Linked DNA regions of Homo sapiens: all the other regions are linked to region 3. A link is a contact called in ENCODE Hi-C or POLR2A ChIA-PET data. All regions are on one chromosome and are shown on one strand. The core of a region is the stretch at or near the end of the contact, and the rest is flanking DNA. Distances in the headings are between cores, read along the strand shown. Region 1 holds the start of MARCHF7 (membrane associated ring-CH-type finger 7). Region 2 holds the start of GPD2 (glycerol-3-phosphate dehydrogenase 2). Region 3 holds the start of NMI (N-myc and STAT interactor).

The links. Hi-C counts contacts between places; a loop is a spot of excess contacts on that map. ChIA-PET counts read pairs that join two places held with the same protein, here RNA polymerase II (POLR2A). Pooled maps may share reads with other maps.
Region 1: a map of CD4-positive, alpha-beta memory T cell shows a loop between it and region 3 (22-fold over the local background). The contact joins the promoter of MARCHF7 here to the promoter of NMI in region 3. A Hi-C loop is called at or near these places in 1 of 168 maps with a recorded cell type or tissue (CD4-positive, alpha-beta memory T cell) and 2 of 50 pooled maps. POLR2A ChIA-PET finds 5 or more read pairs at or near these places in 1 of 52 experiments (CD8-positive, alpha-beta memory T cell).
Region 2: a loop to region 3 is called in a pooled map, with 28 times the contacts of the local background. The contact joins the promoter of GPD2 here to the promoter of NMI in region 3. A Hi-C loop is called at or near these places in 5 of 50 pooled maps.

Annotation. Positions count from the first base shown.
Region 1 is chr2:159,710,624-159,714,818 of GRCh38, forward strand. It overlaps MARCHF7 (membrane associated ring-CH-type finger 7), which reads left to right and starts at 1,883. Exons shown (of 12, transcript NM_001282805.2): 1 at 1,883-1,983; 2 at 3,934-3,975. It also overlaps a transcript of BAZ2B not described here. RefSeq lists silencers at 1,332-1,841, 2,362-2,481 and enhancers at 1,458-2,124, 1,892-2,171.
Region 2 is chr2:156,434,193-156,438,197 of GRCh38, forward strand. GPD2 (glycerol-3-phosphate dehydrogenase 2) reads left to right here and starts at 2,187. Exons shown (of 17, transcript NM_000408.5): 1 at 2,187-2,321. RefSeq lists silencers at 1,289-1,458, 1,899-2,308 and an enhancer at 1,699-1,748.
Region 3 is chr2:151,287,736-151,291,626 of GRCh38, forward strand. It overlaps NMI (N-myc and STAT interactor), which reads right to left and starts at 1,933. Exons shown (of 8, transcript NM_004688.3): 1 at 1,858-1,933. RefSeq lists enhancers at 482-651, 1,452-1,501, 1,522-1,571, 1,962-2,041, 2,102-2,521 and a silencer at 1,702-1,901.

The DNA of each region.
Region 1 (4,195 bases), core at 633-3,132, 8.4 Mb after region 3:
TAATAAAAACATATTCATCAGTGGTCTTTATTTACTAGCACCAATAAAAAACTAGAAGCTCTGTTTAGCATAGGAAATTGGTGTCATACTCACTTTATAATATCATCAGTGCTGGGTGGGGACAAAGCCATAATCTGCCAAAATCTGCACCATCCTTGCCAGGTTTGGGAGTTCTGTAGAGTAGTTACCACTGCCAGGTCTGACTGCCATAGCTCAGGAAAAGGGTGCAGTCATTTCTCTTAGCATAATCTTGAGAAGATGTCTAAGAGACCTATGTAATATTAAGTCACAGAAAGAAACAATATTATTGGTGGTTTAGACATGGAATGTAATAGCTAACAATTACGGAATGCTTACTTGTTTCAGGAACTGACGTGTTATCTCATCTAAACAATGCTACAGAGCATGGGTACTGTTATTAACCCCGTTTTACAGGAAACCTAGGTTTAGCAAGGTTAAGGAATTGCTTGAGATAACAAAGGTAGTAAGAGGCAGGGGTGGAATTTGAAGCCATATAGTCTGGTTCTTCAGGGTGTATACATCCGTGTATCTATAACCACAATGCTGCAGGGGCACTCGAACAGGCTGGAAAAGAATTATTTTTCTTTAAAGGGCAAATTAATTTCCTCAAAAGTAATCTCTGTTCACTTTATCCCATACCAGATGCTTATTTTCATTTCATATCCTAAAAGTTAGATTGGCACTTACATGCCAACTTAAAATACCTTTAAGTCTTTAAAATTTATAGTATTTTAGAATTTATCATAGTGAAACATGTACAGTCTGTTAGTCCCCAAGACAATAAAATAAGGATGATAGTGACTGATACTCCATTCCCTTCCGATGTAATGACAAACACGTAGAAACACTGTGTTTCATTTATTGGAATTATTTGGATCCAAAGGATTGCTTTTAATACCTTAACAAAATAGGTCATTAAAAAAAATCAAGTGCCTTTCAGTATTCTTCCAAGTTTCAATAACTGATCTTTTCCATTAAAAAACTTTTGATTCATTATTCCAAATCAACATATCATCTAAATATTTACACATAGTTAGATGTAGCTTTTCCCTAACCTACTCCCTTTTATTTATTAGTACTCATTTACATCTTAGTTTGCCACATTTACAGTTCTTTGAAAGTTTCATCTAATATTCACCAGACCATTCACCTCACAATTTTCCTCCCTCTTTCTAAATAGGTGAATTTGTTTACTGCAAAATCGATGGCTACGCTATTAAAGGTTACTATCACGATTTTAAAAGACATGATCACCATCATTTACCAAGATTCTTACCACAAGGAAATGATCACAAGGTTGGACAAACAGGCTCCAACTCTTAAGGGAAAGGGCTTGCAGTTAGATCACACAGGGCGGGCAGGGAAGCAAGCGGGGAGGGGTAGGTCGGAAAAGGCAGTGCTTGATTCAATTCAACATTCACTGCGCCACTTACCAAGAGCCAGAAAAAGAAAAAAAAAAAAAAAAAAAGCCAACCAGCTGGGCGTTATTTCGAGCACGGGGCCCTGCAGGTGGGCCTGTGGGCGGGGACCCGGCGCCCGGGAGGGAAGGGGCTGGCTCAGAGACTATAGACGGGCGGGGACCGCCCCGGCCCGGGCCTCCAGCGCCCGGCGCCCGCACACTCGCCAGCCCAGCTGCCGGCACGCCGGCCAGCCAGCCGCTGCCGCTTACCAGTGGCGCCTCGCTGACTCCCCGGGGGCAGCTCTTCAACGGTTCCCGCAGTCAGAGCACCACCCCGCGGTGGGGTACCTCCAGCCCGCCCGCAGCTCTCGGTCCCCGCCGCGCCGCCACTCTCGCGAGAAGCCAGGAAGTCCGCGAAGTGGGGGGAGGAGGAGCAGGGAGGGGCACTTAACGGTGGTGGCTGGTTCTGCGCCGGATCCGGGAGAGGGGCGGGCGCCATTGTGCTTCGCTGCCGACTGCATTTCCTCAGTCACGGGCCTAGAACTCCAAGGAGAAAGGCGGCGGTGCGTGTTGCTGCGAGTGGGACGCGCACTGGTCGGTGCCGGCTCAGGAGCCGGGGTAATGAGCTGCGGAGCTAGTTCTTCTCCGTCTTGGGCGCTAGTTCGGGACCAGGCCGCGAGTGGGGGAGGGGAGGAAACGAAGAGGCCTGGGGACGCGGAGGCCGCTTCCTCTCAGGATGAGGTGGAGAAGCTTGGTCCGGGGCCACCGGGGCCAAGGGGCCACAGCGCAGGCCTCCCTTGCCAGGGGCCTTTGGTCGGGTGGTGGAGTTTGTGGCGGGTGCAGGGGACAGATTGTGTGTCTTCCTCAGGGACGTGTGGCGGGTGACGGGAAGAAGCCTGAGCCCTCCTTTGGCGCGGGGCGGCCTCCTCTTGGGCCGTGGGGCGGGGGGTCTTCGGAGCCCTGCGGGCCGCGGGTGTCGCGCGTGAGCTCGCCGGTGAGCGCGGGGCAAAGGCGGGCAGGGCTCCGGCTCGGCCAGCCCGGCCTCGAGTCGAAGTGACTTCGGTAGCCCCTTAGATTCGGCCAAGATTGTCTTATTGGTAACGTCAGTTTTTGAATATCGTGACGCCCTGAGAGTTATTTTTGTGTTGTGGTGAATTGTGGGTTCTGCAACTCGAAGTAGGTGATTGTATTAAAAATGGACCTGTTGGCCTAAGAAGTAAAAATATAGAAGGCGCCGGGAGTAGGAAACTCCCTCATTTTGGTGAAACTGCGTATTGAAGATGTGTGTCCACCCCCTCACCCCAAAATGCTGCACTTAATACTTTTTCTCAAGTACCAAAGTAAATATATTGGGAAAGTCTATCTGGGTAATAAATTCGTCACGACTAATGTTGTTTGTTACTATTAGTTAAATGTGTGAAAACTGAAATTTGGCGAGGTTTTCTCCCCCATTTTGTAGGATTGATTAGCTATTTTTCTGATTACATGTTATTTTAAATCTCCACCTTTCTGTCCAGAACCAAGATGTAGGATTAAAGATGAATTTTCGATTTAAAAATCCAATAGTATACAGTTATTAAGAAGGCACACATGTAGTGTAACTAGATCTTTTACTTGAGGTAGCAAAAAGTTTGTTTGAGAAATGAGGTCAGTATAATATTTTTATTTAACAGCTCTACAGCATTTTGGGAGACAGGACTGGTGCATGAGGCAGTAGCACCAGACTCAGAAGACCTGGGTTTGAGTCTTGATTTTTGCCATAGTTATTTAAGTTCACGAGATTGTCTCAGAAACATGGCAGTTAATTTCTAGAGAGGATTAAATTTGCTGAGGTGGTGTGTGAAGCAGTCACTAGGGGACATAATACTAGTCTTGGTTTTTTTCCAAGTTTAGTGCTGGGTCAGGTGTCTTGAATTAAGAATTCCTACTTATTCAAGTACAAATGATTTCTTTTTTCTGCCACCTGGAAGAGGGCTATTTTCCCAGATAAAGCACGAGGATGCCCAGGTTATGTTCTACATGAAGGTGTCAGGTAACGAACTTGGACACAAAAGTCATCCATGACTCTCATGTAGCCAATTTTTAGTCCGCTCCATACCCACCTTACACAACTCTTTTATCTGCTCTATGTTCAAGAATCGTCTACATTTTGACATTTTATTGTAGGAAAATAATTTTATAATGCAAAATCTGTCAAATATCTTAAAACTTTTTTAGATAATTTGTAATTTGTTGTAGTCAAATTACAAATTATGGAGAGCTTCACATTACAAGAATGAGCTTGACATGGCATCTGCCCTCCACAACTCACTGTTTAGTCATCAGACTAATGTATAAACAACTATTATTATCTTAATATGACTGTACAGTGGTTCTGTGGGAGCATAGGGGAGGGGTGCTTAATCTTGGAAATTTTACAGGATTTATTTATTTATTGCCTGAACTAAGATGTGAAGGCTCACTAGGACTTTGATAAAGAAACTGCAAAGTCATGATATTATGGTTTGTTTTAGGAATTCATGATTTGTTCCTGTAGCTGAAACATACATTGAATGGTAAGTTAGAGCCCGACATAAAAGACTTTCTGTACTGTACTAGAAAATTAGTGTCTGGGTGTGGTGGCTCACTCCTGTAATCCCGTCACTTTGGGAGGCCAAGGTGGGAGGATCGCTTAAGGCTGGGAGTTCAGCCAGGCCACAAAGACCCCATCTCTACGGGCATGGTGGTGCGGGTGTAGTGGTGCGCACTGCTACTACTAGCTACTTGGGCTGCTGA
Region 2 (4,005 bases), core at 937-3,436, 5.1 Mb after region 3:
TCCCAGGTTCAAGTGATTCTCCTGCCTCAGCTTCCTGAGTAGCTGGGATTACAGGTGTTTGCCACCATGCCCGGCTAATTTTTGTATTTTTAGTAGAGATAGGGTTTCACCATGTTGGTTAGGCTGGTCTTGAACTCTTGACCTCGTGATCTGCCCACCTCAGCCTCCCAAAGTGCTGAGATTACAGGCGTGACCCACTGCGCCTGCCCGGCCACAAGGAAGTTTTTAAAGGAAAAGAAGAGGCAGTTTCTAAATTGTTTACCAATAATTTACATAAAAAAACAAACTATTAATTGTCTATAGATTGTTCTTCGTATCACAAATTCCAGGAACATGAAGATATGGTTGGGTAGTCAGTCATGAACAAAATGCCTTTAAACAATCGCCTCTGAGCATGAGTGTGGGGGGTGCAACTTATGTCCCATATTCAAGGTCTCTCTGGGCCTGATAAATTTTGCATACCTCACATTGCTCAAATGCTCTGAACTATTTTTCTTTTCTCAACTACAATTTCCTTTTTCTGGTTGCTCATGATTCAACTGGGGGAGCTTTTAAACCGTGGTTCTCAAACTTTAATGTGCATCAGAACTACCCAAAGGGCTTGTTAAATCTGGGTAGCTCAGCCCCAGCCCCAGAGTCTATGAATCAGGTCACTGGAGTACAGTTTCTGTCAAGTTCTCAGGTGATGCTGATGCTGCGGGCTCCAGTGACTACACTTTTAGAGCCAGTTTTAAAATACAAGGACTTGCAGATCCCACGTCCAGACTGACTCATTGGACTTGGGGATGGAAATCTGGCATTCCACCCCTCCCTGCCCCCTCCCCCCAATTTTAATGTGTCCAAGGGTGAGAATCATTGCTCCTCTGTGGACTATGGATGGTTCCCTGAAGTTACTGAGTTTGGGATTTAATAAATATATGCATTCCTCTGGGTCAACTACAGGAATTCTGCGGTATTTAAGGACATTAAATGAGTGACTTAATACTTTATTTAAAAAAATACCACTGCTTTTTGGTTCACACTAATTTTCTTCCTTCTTTTGGAAAGGCATTTCCGTCCATCTCCTGGATATTTTCCAATACCACGATAGAAAGGTTATTAGTACAGCACCCAGAGGTCTTCGGAGCAAAGCTGTTAAAGAAGTGGGGTCCATTTGAGCCCCAACTTTGCCTTCCTTAGGTCCCCTTGGGCTTGTCTAGCCCTAGGAGTTCCAACAAGTAAGCTGGGCATGCTCAGTGGGCAGGGTCGTTTTTTTTTTTTGGGTGGCGGGGGGTTGCAAGTGGGAAGCCTGCTGTTCAGCTGCCGGGGCTCTCCGCCTCCCCCCACCTGTATGAGGCTGGGTCTGGGGAACCTGTGCTCAGCATTCCACCCCCTGGAGCTTGGGCTTGGTCTTCCCTGCGGGTCCCTGCGCTGACATTCAGGCGGGGAGCCAGGAGGCCTGGCGCGCCTCCAGAGCCCGCCGGGGGAGCCGGGCGAGGGTTCTGGGCTCTGACGGCGGGGTCGCAGGGTCGCCCGCCTCCTGGACACGTCTGTAGGCCTAGGGAAGCCTGCCGGCCGGGAGGTACAGAGTAGGAGAAGCCAGATCCCAGGGCGGACAACGAGAAGTCGTCAGGTAAGCCAGCCCCGCCAGCGTGCCGGCGGACGAGTGTCTCCTCTCCCGCAGGCAGATGGCCAGGGCGGCCCGCATGGGCGAGGGCACAGGAAATCGGACACCGCCACCGTCTTCCCCAGCCTGGCCTAGCTCAGGCTTTCCAGTCCGCCAGCCCGCTGGCAAGGCGGGGCGGAGGTCTGGAGTCCGGCATCGCCGAGGCACAAAGCAGGAACTGCAGCCAGGGGCGAGGGCCCTTGCGTGTGGCGCTGCGCGACCCCACCCGGCGGCAGGACCCGCGTCCCCGTCTAGTCACGTTCATTGGGCCACGGAGACCACCTCGCTCGCCGCCCGCTGTTGGCTTTTCCCTCCCACACCCCCGCCAACCCCGGCCCCGGTTCCCGCCCCCACTTCCGCGTTTCCCCGCTGGGCCGGAGGAGCCTGGGCCCGAGGTATCCGGGCAGGAGGTGGCGGCCTCGCCGCCCTGGTCAGGCCTCCGGGAGGGAGCAGGCGCGGGAGCGGGAGGAGGAAGTCGGGAAGAGGGAAGGCGGGGGCGCGGCCCGCCCGGCGCTCGAGTTACACCCGCCCAGCCCGCCTCGAGTGACAGCCCCGCGCGCCTCGCTGGGAGCACCCGGGCCGAGGCTCTGATTCTGGGGGGAGGCCGACTCCACCCTGGCTGGAGGAACTGGGTGCTCCTGCCCGCTGGCCCCTCGCGCGTGAGGATCTATCTCAGGTGTGTGCTTCCTGGGAGACCCCTTCCCCCGCCTCTAGTATTCTAGGGGGGGAGTGGTCCCTTTCTGACCCGGGCGAGTGTTCTGGGACTCCAGTCTTGGCGGTAGGTGGTGGCGGGAAACGGGAAAGATTTAGAATTTCTTCCCACCAGCAGAAGATGGATTCGCTCTTCTCTAGGGTTTCGTTGTTTATGTTTTGGAGGCGGCATTTGTAAAATAGTAAAGTGGCAGGACTTTTGGGGCGAGGGTTGGTACCCCATTGAAAGTTCATGCAAACTTTTAGCTTGTAGATGCGGCTAGTCTGATAAGGATTGTTGCTCCCTTCCGAAGCAAGAGTGAGAACGAGTCTGGAGGAGGGCTGAGGCTTCTTTGAGAAACTCAGCTGCTGGCGTGTGACCGTCCTAGGAGGAAATGGAAGGTGCACACTGATAACTTAAAACAGCCTCCACTCCCTATGTAGTAACTTCTACCAGCAAAAATAGATTTGCAAAGAGTGCTTTGGCAGGAAGGTGTAGCTGGGTGAATGAAGTGCTGCTCTTAGCAGATGGTCTCTAGTCTGGCTTCCACCTTGTGCAGTGGAATATTCACTCCCAGAAGAGTTCCAGAGTAATTTACAAACACAAATTCTTGCAAAGTGTTAGTGACATGGGCAACCCAAATCACACACAACACATTATAAATATCATAGGAGGCAGCTATAGAAATAGCAGCTAGTCAACTTATACTTGTATAAATAGGTGAGGGAAGGAAGTTAGTAAGTGACAGGGAGTCTTTATTGCTAAAACAAAACTGTTAGTATTTTGCATGTGTTCCAAGTTTAAAGAGATGTGAAGTTTCTTTTTGGCGTGTGGACGGTGCTGGCAGCTGTCACACTGGGCCCAGGCACTTCTTCGTAGCTACTGACCACTCTAGTCCCAGTCCTACAGTTCTTGCTGGCTACCACATGACATCTGGATGCCATTGCCCAATGGAGACCGTGTGCAGTCTGGGGAACCTTGTGATGTGGATGTTGAAACCCCCCTCTGTTTCTCACAGGGGCGTTATGTCAAATTACAACACTCCCTTGACTTTTACAAATCAACTCGTGAAATAATACAGCAATATTTTAATGAATAAATGGGTAAATATGGGGTTTTGGGTTTGAGAACCAACAATGGATTCATTGCAACTGTCCATTCTCATAGCTTATAGAGTCACTTTATTTTATAAAGAAATTCTAAACAGCATTAGAGCTCTGCTTCCTTCTTTCTCCCTTGTGATTCATTCAAAGATGCAATGGCTTGGTTCAGGAATTGACAAAAGGGCCACAGTGTTACCAATTGTTAGTGAGTGTTACCACCCCCTTTAGTTTTTTTTGTAACTATTTAATCTCATTGTAGATATTTTAAAAGATTTGATGATTATTGTGCATAACTCATGTTGGCAAACTATTATAACTCTGAACTTATCCTGTTTGGTTGTTTTCTTTCATCTCTAGCGTGTAAGTTCTATGAGAGTAGCAGGGCTTGTTCTGTCTTGCATACTTTCAAAACTCTAATGCCTGGAGTGGTGACTAGCTTGTAATACACCCTCAATAAATGTTTTCTCAATGAGTGACCTCCAATGCCTAGAGGGGTGACTAGCTTGTAATACACCCTCAATAAATGTTTTCTCAATGAGCGACTGAACTGTGGAACAAACTCCAGC
Region 3 (3,891 bases), core at 683-3,182:
ATGTTGAGGGCTGGGACCATGTCTACTCCTCCCTGCAGACATTCAGAGCACTTTCTCAGTATAAGCTTACACACTGAAAACACTCCATTTAGAGAATTATGTGGTATCTTGACTTAAGTATTTGTTGTACTCAGGACATCACATGTATATGAAGTCCTCTTATTACATTTCAGAAGACAGAAACTGCAATGTTATTTAATTGCTTTTTATTTTTATTATTGTGACAATGCCAATATTCCAAGAGCCTGTAATAAAGGCTCTCAGCATAAATGGTCTACTATCTAACACCACCAGAACCCTTTTGGCATCTTTTGCATCTGGATACTTTTGCTCTATGCATGAGTGGGATGTATGGTCATTCCTTTTATGCAATCATGTAGTAGGCAAAACAATGGCTCCCTCAAAGATGTCCACATCTTAATCCCAAGAATCTGTGATTATGTTAGTTTATATTGCAAAGGAGAATTAAGGCTGCAGATTGAATTAAGGTTGCTAATCAGCTTGCTTTTAAATATGGAGAGCATCCTGGATTATCTGTGGGAGCCCAGTGTAATCATGAGGCTACTTAAAAGTGAAAGCGGAAGACAGAAGAAGAGTCAAGAGTGAAATGTGACCCCGGAAGAACTTTCAGAGGCGCAATGTTGCTGGCCCTGAAGATGGAGGAAGGGCTGCTGAGCCAAATAAGGTAGGTGGCCTCCGGAAGATGGAAAGAGGATTCACCCCAAGAGCTTCCAGAAAGGAAGGCAACCCTGCCAACACTTTGATTTTAACCCAGTGAGACCTCAGTAGGACTGCTACAGAATCCTAAGATAGTAAATTGTGTATGTGAGTGTGTGTGTGTGTGTGTGTGTGCGCGCGCGCGCGCGTTCCTATGTGTTTAAGCCACTAAAGCCATGTAATTTGTTATGGCAGCGAATTAAAAAAACTGATACAAATCAACATCACCGTATTTCCGTAATACAATCATATAACTGCGGTGCCAGGCCGTGTAGAATCGAATCTTCCTATATGCATGCGTGGCAGCAAAAAGAAAGGCAATAGAACGTCTGCCTGTTGTACAGACTGGAAACACAGTATTCTCCTTCGGATGTCTCCTTCAAGAAAAACCTTGCCTATTCTGACACGCCAGCCATGACTGCACAACACTGCCCCTACCAAGAATCGTTTTCTTAAGAAATCCGTTTTCCTAAGGACTATCTCCAGAGACACTCGGAGAAAACAGCGAGGGCCGGGCGCGGTGGCTCACGCCTGTAATCCCAGCACTTTGGGAGGCCGAGGCGTGCGGATCACGAGGTCAGGAGATCGTATCCATCCTGGTTAACACGGTGAAACCCCGTCTCTACTAAAAATACAAAAAAAAAAATTAGCCAGGCGTGGTGGCGGGCGCCTGTAGTCCCAGCTACTCTACTCGGGAGGCTGAGGCTGGAGAATGGCGTGAACCCGGGAGGCGGAGCTTGCAGTGAGCCGAGATCGCGCCACTGCACTCCAGCCTGAGCGACAGAGCGAGACTCCGTCTCAAAAAAAAAAAAAAAAAAAAAAAAGAGAGAAAACAGCGAGGAAACACAAATAACTTTATGTTTCAATTTCCTCAATGAAGCAAAGCAAACAAGTGACAAGGCTCGAAGCCCTGACGGCCCAGAGACTGCACAGCGGGCCCAGGAGCAGGTGCGCCCCCTCGAAGGCGGCGTGGCCTCCGCGACTCGGCTGCGGGCAGCTCCCGGGGAGCAGGGTCTCAACTCCGGCGCTGTCCCACTTCCGTCGGCGCTGAGGGCTCCCACCTCCCTTTCCACCCCCGGCTCTCCAGCCCGGGACTGCCAGCGGCGGGAGTGGCAGCCGGGGAAGGGACTCCCCACTCACCCGCGTCCGCCCGCCGAGCGCAGCTCCCCAAGGCCCAGCGCGCCTGCCCTTCCCGGAAAACAGCAGCGCCTGAAACGCCGGAACCCCGGGAGGCACTGGGAGGGGAAGGCCCGGGTTCTCGAAACTGTCGCTGCCTCCTGCAGAAGCGCCGCGGGAGAGCTGCGGGGTCTTCCTGAGGAGGTGGCCCTCGCAGGAACAGCTGGGTTCCCCGCGAAAAGAAAAAGACAGTGAAAAAGAAAACTGCTTTAACGGCGATTTTTCTTTAGCATTTAACCAATGCTCAAATACTAAACATGGTTGTCTCCAATGATTAGTCACTAACAGAAAAAAAAACTAATTTCACTTTCGATTTTTAAAAAGGGGTGGTTTTGCGGAGGAAAGCAGAAGTATACCTGAAGTTTCCGTACACACTAATTTTAGGGAACGCTTTCTAAAACCAGTTTTTTGCATGTATTTTATAAGGTATGTTGGAAAAGTGGATAGAAACCAAATAAAGTCAAAGCAGGAATCGCTCTTCATCAGATTGTAACTCTTTTGTAATTTCTTAGTCATTGTAACACTAGTTGACAAATGTTTACAGTCAGCACAAGATCGGCGTTTCTGTGTCTTTTGTAACATCCCCCGGGGCCATGAAGTTGGGAAAGCTGTGGTGTTCCTGTTGGTTTCTGTGACCCATGTCCCTTGAAAGTTTTCTTATAATCTCTTGTTTTGTTGTGGAGCTTGTAAATAAATACTTCACTAGGTGTGAACTTTTCCTTTGAAAATTCAAACATCTGGTTTATTTCAAGAACTGCAGTGTCTCTTAATCCCACACAAAGAACCACCCCACAGCTGCCCCGGCTCATAAATACAGATGTGGGAAGAAAATGAGTCAAAATTATTTCAAGGCATAAATTATAGGTTATCATGCTACCTAGTCACATATAATAACTGATACAGTGGTCTAAAATAGTTTAACAAAAGTAAAATTTCTTTGTATCAAAAAGGTTGATGGGAACCAGTTTAAAGTGGTGACATTTCTCTTTTTTTTTTTTTTTTTTGAGATGAGTCTTGCTCTGTTGCCCAGTCTCCAACTCCTGAGCTCAAGCAGTCCTTCCACCTCCACTCCCAAGTAGCTGGGATTACAGGAATTCACGACCGCACCCAGATTTTTTGTACTTTTAATTTGGGTGCTGGGGGCAGGTATCTAACTGTTTCCCAGGCTGATCTTGAGCTCTGGCCCAAGTGATCCCACCACCTCAGCCTCCTGTAAAATGGCATTTCTAAGTAAAAAAAACGACTTCTTTGTGCTTATCAGACCAGTTAGAAAATACAAAAACTCCTTCTGCTGCAACTTGAGAAAGAATTACTTTAGTTTTACCTTGAAATTTTAGAGGGAATATGAACTCTCGAGGTTATTTAGTTGAACCTCATTTCTTCTTATTTTTATTTTTTACAAGAAGATACTAAAGGACAGGACCATGGCCAGAACAGGACTAACTTAATATATTGACTCAGATTCTGTTTAAAAGGCAAATGATACAGGTGGAGGGGAAGTCTTTTTGGACACCTACATTCTAAAGCTGAGACATGTACTAACAGTCTGAATTTAACTCAGCTTCAAATCTGGTATTCTGCAAAGTGTTAGAGATCTGAAGATGAAGAGTTGGCTCCTGGACATACTATTAATAATTGTAATTGCTAACATCTACTAAGAACTCCTGGACATTTTATAAACCTTTTTGTTTTGCCAACAACAATATTAGATATAGGTATTATTCCCATTTCTTTTCACCTGTCTGAAGCAGGCAGGAAGGTATTATCCCCATTTTGCAGTTGAGGAAACTAAGGCATAAAGAGGTGACCCAAAATCAAGCAGTTAATATATGGTGACAATGATATCATACTCTACTCTCAACAATATCTCCAAACTGTGTCCTAGGGTACATGGAGAACATGGAATTTTATGGCCCAATACAATTAGGAAATGCTGCATTCTGAATCCACTTTTGGAAATTCACAATGCACATTGGCACATTAAGAGTTCCAAGAAGT